Regions from separate parts of the Homo sapiens genome. Here region 1 is linked to region 2. A link is an interaction called in ENCODE POLR2A ChIA-PET data of the cell type or tissue named here. Cell type or tissue: A673. All regions are shown on one strand. Links, peaks and the distances in the headings refer to the core of each region. The heading gives the core; the rest is flanking DNA.

What was found. ChIA-PET counts read pairs that join two places held together with the same protein. Peaks named below come from ENCODE experiments on the same cell type or tissue, not always from the same donor. Only the 100,000 strongest peaks of a DNase experiment are listed, where the experiment ranks them.
Region 1: POLR2A ChIA-PET joins it to region 2 with 11 read pairs; 1 of 35 experiments calls an interaction of 5 or more read pairs at or near these places.

Annotation. Positions count from the first base shown.
Region 1 is chr2:177,242,503-177,247,304 of GRCh38, forward strand. All of the region lies in intron 1 of NFE2L2 (NFE2 like bZIP transcription factor 2), which reads right to left. Among named protein-coding and RNA genes, the nearest start is that of MIR3128, 11 kb to the right of the region's middle. In A673, for the core only: no CTCF peak of the experiment used is centred there; a DNase peak (open chromatin) is centred at 2,709; H3K4me3 peaks cover 220 bases; H3K27ac peaks cover 3,329 bases.
Region 2 is chr2:176,612,280-176,617,081 of GRCh38, forward strand. LINC01116 (long intergenic non-protein coding RNA 1116) reads right to left here. Exons shown (of 5, transcript NR_188023.1): 5 at 1-1,501. Among named protein-coding and RNA genes, the nearest start is that of MIR1246, 14 kb to the left of the region's middle. In A673, for the core only: no CTCF peak of the experiment used is centred there; DNase peaks (open chromatin) are centred at 1,292, 1,542 and 1,962; H3K4me3 peaks cover 779 bases; H3K27ac peaks cover 2,595 bases.

The DNA.
Region 1 (4,802 bases), core at 559-4,558, 630 kb after region 2:
TTTCTGCCCTTTTATCTTTCCACTAGAAAGTGGTCCGGTTTCTTCAATCTGGCAGGTTACTATGTGCAGCCATTTTCATGGGCTGCTTCCTGTTCCCAAACAAGTTCCTCAGTCATGACTCAATCTAAGAAATATGATCCAGCCAATTTACTGGAACTCTCACCCATTATGCTTGTCTGTAAACTGCAGAGCATGATGCAAAGATAAAGCAAAACTGGAAAGTGAAGAAAGCAAGAATTTGGATTATTTTCTCAAGAGGCACATGCAGAGTTCGGTCAAAAAGATGTCAGAAAAAAAGTTAATTTCCAAAACAGCAGGTGATCCTACCTGCTACAAAAAGCACATGGTACTGAATTTTCCATGAGAGGTTCACATCTGAGTCCCCAAGGAGGTTTTGTTTTTTTTTTGTTTTTTTTTTGGTGGTTTGTGTTTGAGTAGGATACTGCTGCTAGGCTTCAAAGGACTTATGTAAGGGTTTCACTACTTTGCTGAGAGAATGGCTTGGTTTGACAAGCAAACATTAGGATAAATTTTTCTAATCTCTTCCCCATTTTTGAACAAGCCATGTATGTATTGAGTTCTAAATGCTGTCCTCCACAGAGAGGAACTTCTCACCTTTGGGATTAGGTCTTGTACTGCCCTTAGAATGATCCAACCCTCCCCACACCCGACCCGACCCCTGCCATATTACCAACAGAAACTTCAGGAACATTGGATCCAACTCCCTAACCTACTTTACCAAACCTCCATAGAAATTAACTGGGCATGGACTGACCAGGTGGCTCAGATCTCCACCTTGAGGTCAAACAGCTTTGCTGCCCATGCTGGTGTACCCTCATCCTCCAAGGAAGTCCCCCATGAGGGTGGGCACACACAATCCAGCACATTCACACCGTAAGGCTTCTACAGATACTTCTGCCACTTCTAAACTCCCCAAGTGATCCTTTACCCTCTCTTTTGATCCTGGATTTGTAAAGATAAATGTAAAGATAAAGTTCAATCCTTGGGGTCCTTTTCAGATTTTTTTTTTAAAAGAGATTAAGAGTCTTGCTCTGTTGCCCAGGCTGGAGTGCAGTGGCACCTTCCTAGCTCACTGCAGCTTCTAATTCCCAGGCTCAAGTGATCCTCCCACCTTGGCCTCCCAAGTAGCATGCATCACCATGCCTGGTTAATTTTTATTTTTTGTAGAGATGGTTCTTGCTATGTTACTCATGCTGGTCTCAAATTCTTGGCCCCAACTGATCCTCCTGCCTTGGTCTCCCAAAGTGCTGAGATTACAGGCATGAACCACTGTGCCTGGTCAATTTTCAGATGTAACTACCTACAAATAGCTAAAAGTAATAATAAGTCAGTATAGTCAGTCATCCAGGCTTGGGGGCTAAGTAAGTACTAAATGCCATTTACTGCTGCTAGCCGGAGACCTTGTGTGCTGGTGGTATGAATTTTAGATACATTTTATTAACAATATTATTATATGTATAAAACACTTAGCTTTAAAAAAAAAAAAAAAGATCCTTGCTGGGTGCGGTGGCTCACGCCTGTAATCCCAGCACTTTAGGAGGCTGAGGTAGGTGGATCACAGGATCAGGAGATTGAGACCATCCTGGCTAACACGGTGAAACCCCGTCTCTACTAAAAATACAAAAAAATTAGCCAGGCATGGTGGCGGGTGCCTGTAGTCCCAGCTACTCGGGAGGCTGAGGCAGGAGAATCGCTTGAACCCGGGGAGGCAGAGGTTGCAGTGAGCCAAGATCGCGCCATTGCACTCCAGCCTGGGTGACAAGAGCAAAACTCTGTCTCAAAAAAAAAAAAAAGTTAAAACTTGTAGAATGGTGGTGGTTATAAAGGTAGTAGTCAAGATCAACAAGATTAGTGTAAATACCCTAAGTGGATCACTAATCCATCTACCCATCAGATACCACCCCCTCAGATGCCAGGGATACAAAGATGAGTAAGACACAGTCTCTGATCTGAGTTATGAGACAAAGTGATGAGAAGCAAGTAGAAGCCCAGGCAGCATGGAGGAGGTGCCACTAAATCTGCACAGAAAGACCTCACAGAAGAGGTAACGACTGCCACAAAGTGTATAACTGGCCTACTGTGTGAATATCCTTCCAATAAACAAGGGTTAAATCTATTTTCCAAAGGCCCAGCCCAAGTGGGCATTTGAAAGCAAAGGAGGCTATGGAGATGGCAAGAACACACAAGAAGTAAATAATCTCGGCTGGGTGCGGTGGCACACGCCTGTAATCCCAGCACTTTGGGAGGCCGAGGCGGGCGGATCACGAGGTCAGGAGATGGAGACCATCCTGGCTAACGGTGAAACCCCATCTCTACTAAAAACACAAAAAATTAGCTGGGCGTGGTGGTGGGCGCCTGTGTCCCAGCTACTTGGGAGGCTGAGGCAGGAGAATGGCGTGAACCTGGGAGGTGGAGATTGCAGTAACCCAAGATCGTGCCACTGCACTCCAGCCAGAAGGACAGAGTGAGACTCTGTCTCAAAAAAAAAAAAAAAAAAAAAAAAGTAAATACATCTCCATTCTCTTTATACATCCTTCGTCTCCCTTCTTGGTGGTGGCAATGTTTTCCCTCATCTCCTCCCCAAGAGGCTCTGAGTCTCTAGCTCAAGGAAAATTCTCATACATAAAGAGACTTCTTCCTCGTATTTTGACTTTTCAGTTAGTATGACTCATCCATCTCAGCCAAGATGGGAATTACTGTTAATGCCACACTGTCACGGAACGCTACAACTGGAAGGGACCACAGGAATCACCCAGACAGCCCCTCTTGTTTTGCAAATAAGGGAACAGGTCTAAAGGGTGAGATCATTTGTGCAGGGTCAGAGGTCAAAGGATTATCAAACTACTAAGGGTCTACTTTTCTAATTTTACAACTCTTGCCAAGTTATTTGGCAGAGGGAAAAGATCTTTGCTTCACCTTAATTCTTTTTAAATTAGCATCTCTTGCTCTTGTCTGCTGGCCTCACAGGTACCTAACAGCTTCTATTACACCTGGTGTTTGCATACTTCATGGTTTACAGGAGTGTTCATGGGTGCTATCTCATTTGAGCCTCACTACAGTAGCATGAGGGAGTTGGGCCAGGTATTGTAGTCTTTTTTTTTTTTGAGACAGAGTCTCACTCTGTTGCCTAGGCTGGAGTGCAGTGGCACAATCTCAGCTCACTGCAACCTCCACCTCCTGGGTTGAAGTGATTCTCCTGCCTCAGCCTCCCGAGTAGTTGGGATTACAGGCACCTGCCACCATGCCCAGCTAATTTTTGTATTTTTAGTAGGGATGGGGTTTTGCCATGTTGGCCAAGCTGGTCTCGAACTCCTGACCTCAGATGATCTGCCTGCCTCAGCCTCCCAAAGTGCTGGGATTACAGGCATGAGCCACTGCGTCCAGCCTGTAATCTTCATTTCTAGATGAACACGTTGAGGCTTCGGGGATTAAGCAACCTGCCCCAAATCACATATTCACCAAGTAGCAGAGGCAGGACTCCAGTCCAGACCTTCTGACCTTGAGCCTGGGAAGCTTGTCCACTGCTCCTTGGTGTTCACACCACAACAGACACGTTCTGGAAACCACTTTAGCCCTGTGCCTTCTCCCAAGGCAGGAAACTAAGAGTTAAAGGTCTGCCCTCTGGACACTCAGACTTGCCTGCCCCATACGACTTAACAGGCAAATCAGGCCAACGTAACTTGCCTAAAGAGAGCTTAGCATTGAAATCAGGACAACTCCCTTGCATAGGGAGAGTTTTGCATTGAAATCAGTCTTCCCATAAAGCCAGTAATTACCCCATACTTTGTATGTCTTACAGGATTTTCTTACTATGGTCTGACTAAACTCATTTAGGGCATGAAAATGGCTTTTTAAAAATAGATACCAGGTGTACATGGTATAAGATTTAAAAGTTGCAAAAGTAATTTCCCAGTTACCCTCCTCCAAGGCAATCACTAGTATCAGGTTTTTTTTTGTTTTCTTAGGAAGCCATTAAATACACACAATCGCATATAAGCATAGTATCCCACACTCATTTAATATATTTTGGAGATGGTTCTACATCAGGGCACAGAGTTGTAAGTTGTCCCTTTTTCTTTTTTTTCTTTTTTTCTAAGATAGGGTCTTGTTCTGTTGCCCAGGCTGGAGTGCAGTGGCAGAATCACAGCTCACTGCAGCCTCAACCTCCTGGGCTCAAGCAATCTTCCCACCTCAGCCTCCTGAATAGCTGAGATTACAGGCATGTGCCACTATGCCTGGCTAATATTTTACTTTTTTTTTTTTTTTTTTGTACAGACAGGGTCTCACTATGTTGCCCAGGCTGGTCTCAAGCAATCCTCCGGCTTCAGCCTCCCAAGGTGCTGGGATTACAGGCGTGAGCCACTGCACCCAGACTTTGCCTCACTATTTTTAATGACTGGACATTATTTCATTACACAGATGTACTGAAACAGTATTACTTAATAACATAATTATTTAATCAGTCCCCCATCTGACTTTTGTTTCTTTTTGCCATTACAAATATTGCTATAATGAATATCCTTGTATATAAATCATTTCATAAATGTGTGAGGGTATCCCTAAGATAAATACTTAAAAGTGGAGTTGCTGGGTCAAAGAGTATATACTGCCAAATAGCCCTACATAGAGACTGTACCTTTTACACTCGCACCAGCAGTGTGAGCGTGCATTTCCCCATGCCTTTCCCAACTCATGTGTCCTTCACACCTTGTATCATATTGGCACAGGGTACCCACTCAATAAATACACATTAACTGCTTATACAAGGCCTCCTACATTAA
Region 2 (4,802 bases), core at 458-4,457:
CTCAAGTGCAAATAACACATTGTTTTCCAAGCGCACCACTCCAGAGCATCCCAGCCACCAACCATAGCGCCACGTGGACCCCTTCATGCATTAAAATAATAAATGCATTAATCTGGGAAGAGGGAAGAAAATGAGAATGCTATTTTATTGGAAAGCCCAAATGATTTAAAAATAAATATAAGGAAAATATAGCTCCCTAATGTAAACTTCACTGCAAAAAGGCAAACATAAAAATGTGGTCTCTGTTTCAGGTGTTCTGGAAACAAATTCACTTTTAAGATTTGGGGACCAAGTCCAAGCACTGACAAAATTAAGAGAGAAATCTGTTTTTGTAATATTTTCCTTCCTTTGTTAAACAATCTTTTCTATCTTGCAGAAGTTTTAAGATTGCAATTTTGGTTCTGATAAACAGTGATTTCACTAACATGTATTTAAATAATTCAAAATTTGGAAACGATAGACAAACAGCACACTGGTTTACCTTCTCACTGTGTACTCATAATGCAAACCAACTGTGTAAAAACATTGGTAACATAAAATTACAACCTGAAGAGAGCTCTTCAATATTTTTGTGAGTGCTCACCGTGTGCCAGCACTGGGCCAGGACACCACATAACCTGCACGTACAGGGTGCATTCCAGAGCAGAAACAAGTGGTAAGCAGCTATGATAAAGAAGAATGCTATGCTAGATAAACAGCATGGTTCTATGACAGTTCGTGGCAAAGGCACTGCCAGAGGAAGTGCTAACCTCATGGCAAATGGAAATCACAGGTTTCTAGAAGTAAAGTGATTTTAGCTTCACTGCTTCATACTTGGAACAGCAGACACCCATAGAGAATACAAACTTCTCTGTTCCACTCAAGTTAGAAGCAGCAACTCAAATGCAGAAAACCACCAAAATAGAAATGCTGCCTCAATGCATTTGAAAGGAATTTTTCAACAAGAACAGCAATTGCATATTGTCTGAAGAGGAGCAAACTGGCAATCTTTTCCATTTTTCTTTCTTCTCTAAGATGCTGGCATCTGTTTCTGCTCTGTTTACTAAGGTTTTCATTAGAAAAAGTACAATATATACAACTTTTCTCTATCATTAATATAATACATACTATCTTTTTTGAGTGTTGAATTCAGACAAGTAAAGTATCTCTGTATTTTCCATCATAGTTGGCCATAAATCCTGCAGCCTGCAAGTGATAATGTGCTTTGGCTTTATGTAATTGTGCTGGCTGGAGCTCTGCATGCTCGTGTCTCCAGTTTTATTGTGTTGGGAAGACAGAAAACTCTTCCAAGTTCCTGATGGAGATGTTGGCAATGGTTCAGCTCTCTTGGGTGATGATATGTGGGTTGCTTTCTCTAAGGAATTGCTTCTCTCTGACCAGCAATTTCTCTCGTGGCAGTAGTATGTCCATCCTTTGGAAGACCATGAAAAAAGTACAAATATTCCCCCTCTCCATAGCTTAATGTGAGAATGAGGGTGGAGGGTGGAAATGGACATGTTGGCTTTAAAAGCATAAAAGAAAATAAGTGAGTCACATTAAATGCATACACATTAATTCACCCACTCCTTCCTCCCTCCCTCCTCCCTCCCTTCCTTTATACCTTCCTTCCTCAATTCCATATGCATTTATTAAATACCTTACATGTCCTGCACTATATTGAATGTCACGAAAGTCCTAAAGGAATTTCAAGTTCTGACATGGAAAAGACAACTATAATGGAAACTTTGGGGAAGAGTGTCAGCTTTGGCAGTATATGTGTTAGGGTAACATTAGCTGCTATTAACAATAAACTTCAAAATACCAGCGACTTCACACAACAGAAGTTTCTCTCTCACTCAGATAACAATCCAAAGCAGATGTTCCTTATCTGTGGGAGGTTTTCCTCCATGTGGTGATAAAGGATTCAGCCTTCTCTCTTGAGGCTTGGCTTTTCCCTATGGCTTCAGAATCATTTCCAGTCCCCAGAGATACTGGAAAAGGCACAGCCACTTAGAAACTCTACTTCTGCTTATTTTCCATTGGCGAGAACTTGTCACATGACCCAGCTAGATGCAAAGGAGGCTTGGAAGTGCAGTCCCTGGCCAGGCACCTGTATTCCCCAGTATGGAAGGAGAAATGAAAAACTAAGGGACAGCCACAAGAAGAATAGAAATGAATTCTCTCTCTTCTCTTTTTTTAAACAATTAATGATAGTAGAACACTTGGTAGGAAAATACTGGTGGACCTACCGAGATAAGCTAGAAATAGAACAAGGAGATTTGAGAGTCTAAAGGCTGGCATATAAGCAGATCCAACCTCCTATTTTTCAGGCAAGAAAACATGATATTGTTTATGCTACTTCTCATTTTCAAATCCCCTATCACAGTGTGATTTGGCTCATTTTCTTTCCCTTTTTTTCTTGAAGCAATCATAAAAATTAAGTCTAAAACAAAAGTAATTCTTCAGATGGCAGGTTTGGCTGCCCTTTAAGATACCTAATTTACAAAGCTCCCTTTAATGGGTGCCATCTTACAGCCGGGGAAATGAGCCACTACCATGGAAGTCAGGTTTGTTAGCTTTTTTGCCTGAATCCCCTCCGTTTTTCTCCCAGCCTCAGCAAGCACAGTTTCTTTTCATCCTAATGTGGAGAGGGATAAAATGAAAGGAAATTTTTCCTTAATCCAATAGTGAAACTTTCCAGTTGTGAAGCACTTTGAAATACAAACTAATTAATAAACACAACTCTCTTCCAAAGCAGTAAGGATTGCCATTCTCATTTTTCACAGCTGAGAAAGCTGCAGTTAAAATAGTTTGCCCCAGGCTGCGTACCTTGTCTGTGGAAAAACTTTGAGGCACCAGCCCTGTATTCTCTCAGGATGGCATGTTGCCTCTCTAGAGAGTAATTGGCTTTCATACGGGTTGTAGCTAACAGTGACTTCCTCAATGACTCCACAGTGCCCCTGGCACCAGCTATGCAATTGCTAATGCTCTTGTCACAAACTGTGAGTGACCCACTAAAGAAAATAAAGAAAAAGTAATTCACTGGATGGCCCTCTCTCTCACAAACACTTCTGGAGATTGAAGAAATACTTTTGCAATCATAAGTCCTGTGCTAAACTGAGAATCAGACAAATGAAAAGTATTTGTTCATATCCTCATGGTACTAAGACCTTAGGGCCAAAATTATTACTGCCATTTCACAGGTGGAGAAACTAAGAACCAGAGATCATTGCTCCCAGTGGGAAGTCATTACAAGTCTCTCATCTCAATGCTATCATTTTGTCTTATCTCATTAAAAGAAATACGCTTGTATACAACAGCACTGCAGCTATTTCAGTAAGAAAAAAATGATCACAGGTGACATTATGTGTGAGAGTTTGCCTTGACCATGCCTTTTATGATGGAATAATTGGTTCTGAGTTGTATCATAGATGCATAATCACAAACAGGCCCCAGTGATGGTGGAATCTAGCCAATCTGGGAAGCCCAAAATGCTTTTACTATACCCACAGTTAAAACATTTGTATTTACAATACTGTGTCATAGCTTGCTTATGAAGTATAGGGCTTGTCATAAACACTATTGGCTGTCAAATATAAGAGAAATGCCTAGGACATAGATCTTTACAGAATCTTTGTTCTCCCTTCTTGAAGCATACACTGTTTATGTAAGTGAGGGATTAGTTATCATGAATAAATCCAGCCAGAATACTCTGGGTTCATTTTCATTGGTGACCATGGTGAGATTTAATGTTGATGTTATAAAACTGGACTCCTCAATATAAGAGCCACTAGCCACATGTGGCTATTGAGCTCTGCAATTTGCTGGTACAAATTGAAACATATACATGTAAAATACACACCAGATTTTGAAGACTTCATATAAAAACAAAATTGCAAAATAGCTCATTATTTTTATATTGATTCCACGTTGAAATGATAATATTTTGGAAATACTGGGTGAAATATAAGATTATTAAAATGAATTTCACCTTTTTTTTTGTAATGTTATTACGGAGCTACTAGAACATTTAAAATTCTATTCGTGAATCACATATTTCTACTGGAAAGTGCTATTACAGAATTCTCTCAAGAGCTTCCTAAATTGAAAGCTTATTCAATCATTCAGTCCCCCAGACCACCAGCAACAGCTTCCTGCCAAATGCACAGTGTATTAGGCCATTTGCGTTGCTATGAAAAAATACCTGATGCTGGGTAATTTATAAACGAAAGGGCTTTAATTGGCTCATGTTTCTGCAGGCTGTACAAGCATGGCACCAGCATCTGCTAGGCTTCTGGTGAAGGCCTCAGGAATCTTCCAATCATGGTAGAAGGAGAAGTGGAAGCAGGCACGTCACATGGTGAGAGCTAGAGCAAGAAAGAGAGACGGGGAGGTCCTAGACTTTTAAACAACCAGATGTCTCATGAATTAACTGGGTGGGAACTCACTTATCATCAAGGGGATGATGCAAAACCATTCATGAGGGATCCGCCTCCATGGTCCAGTCACCCCCAACACTGGCAATCAATATCAACATGAGATTTGGAGGGGACAAACATCCAAACTGTATCACACAGGAAGAGAATATTCAAGGAAGAGAATGTTTCCTGGCTTTAACATCTGTCTTAATTATTTTATTTTCTAATATTGGAAAAGACACTATAAAGTATTTTTCTTATATTTCTCCCTTGACTAATTCCTACATGTCCTTCAAGACAGCTCCACATCACCGCCACTTGGAAGCCATGCCTCACTACCACATCCCTCCATTCCTGGCTGTCTGGTGGCATGAAGCTGGCTGGGTTAGGTGCTCCTGTTCTGTG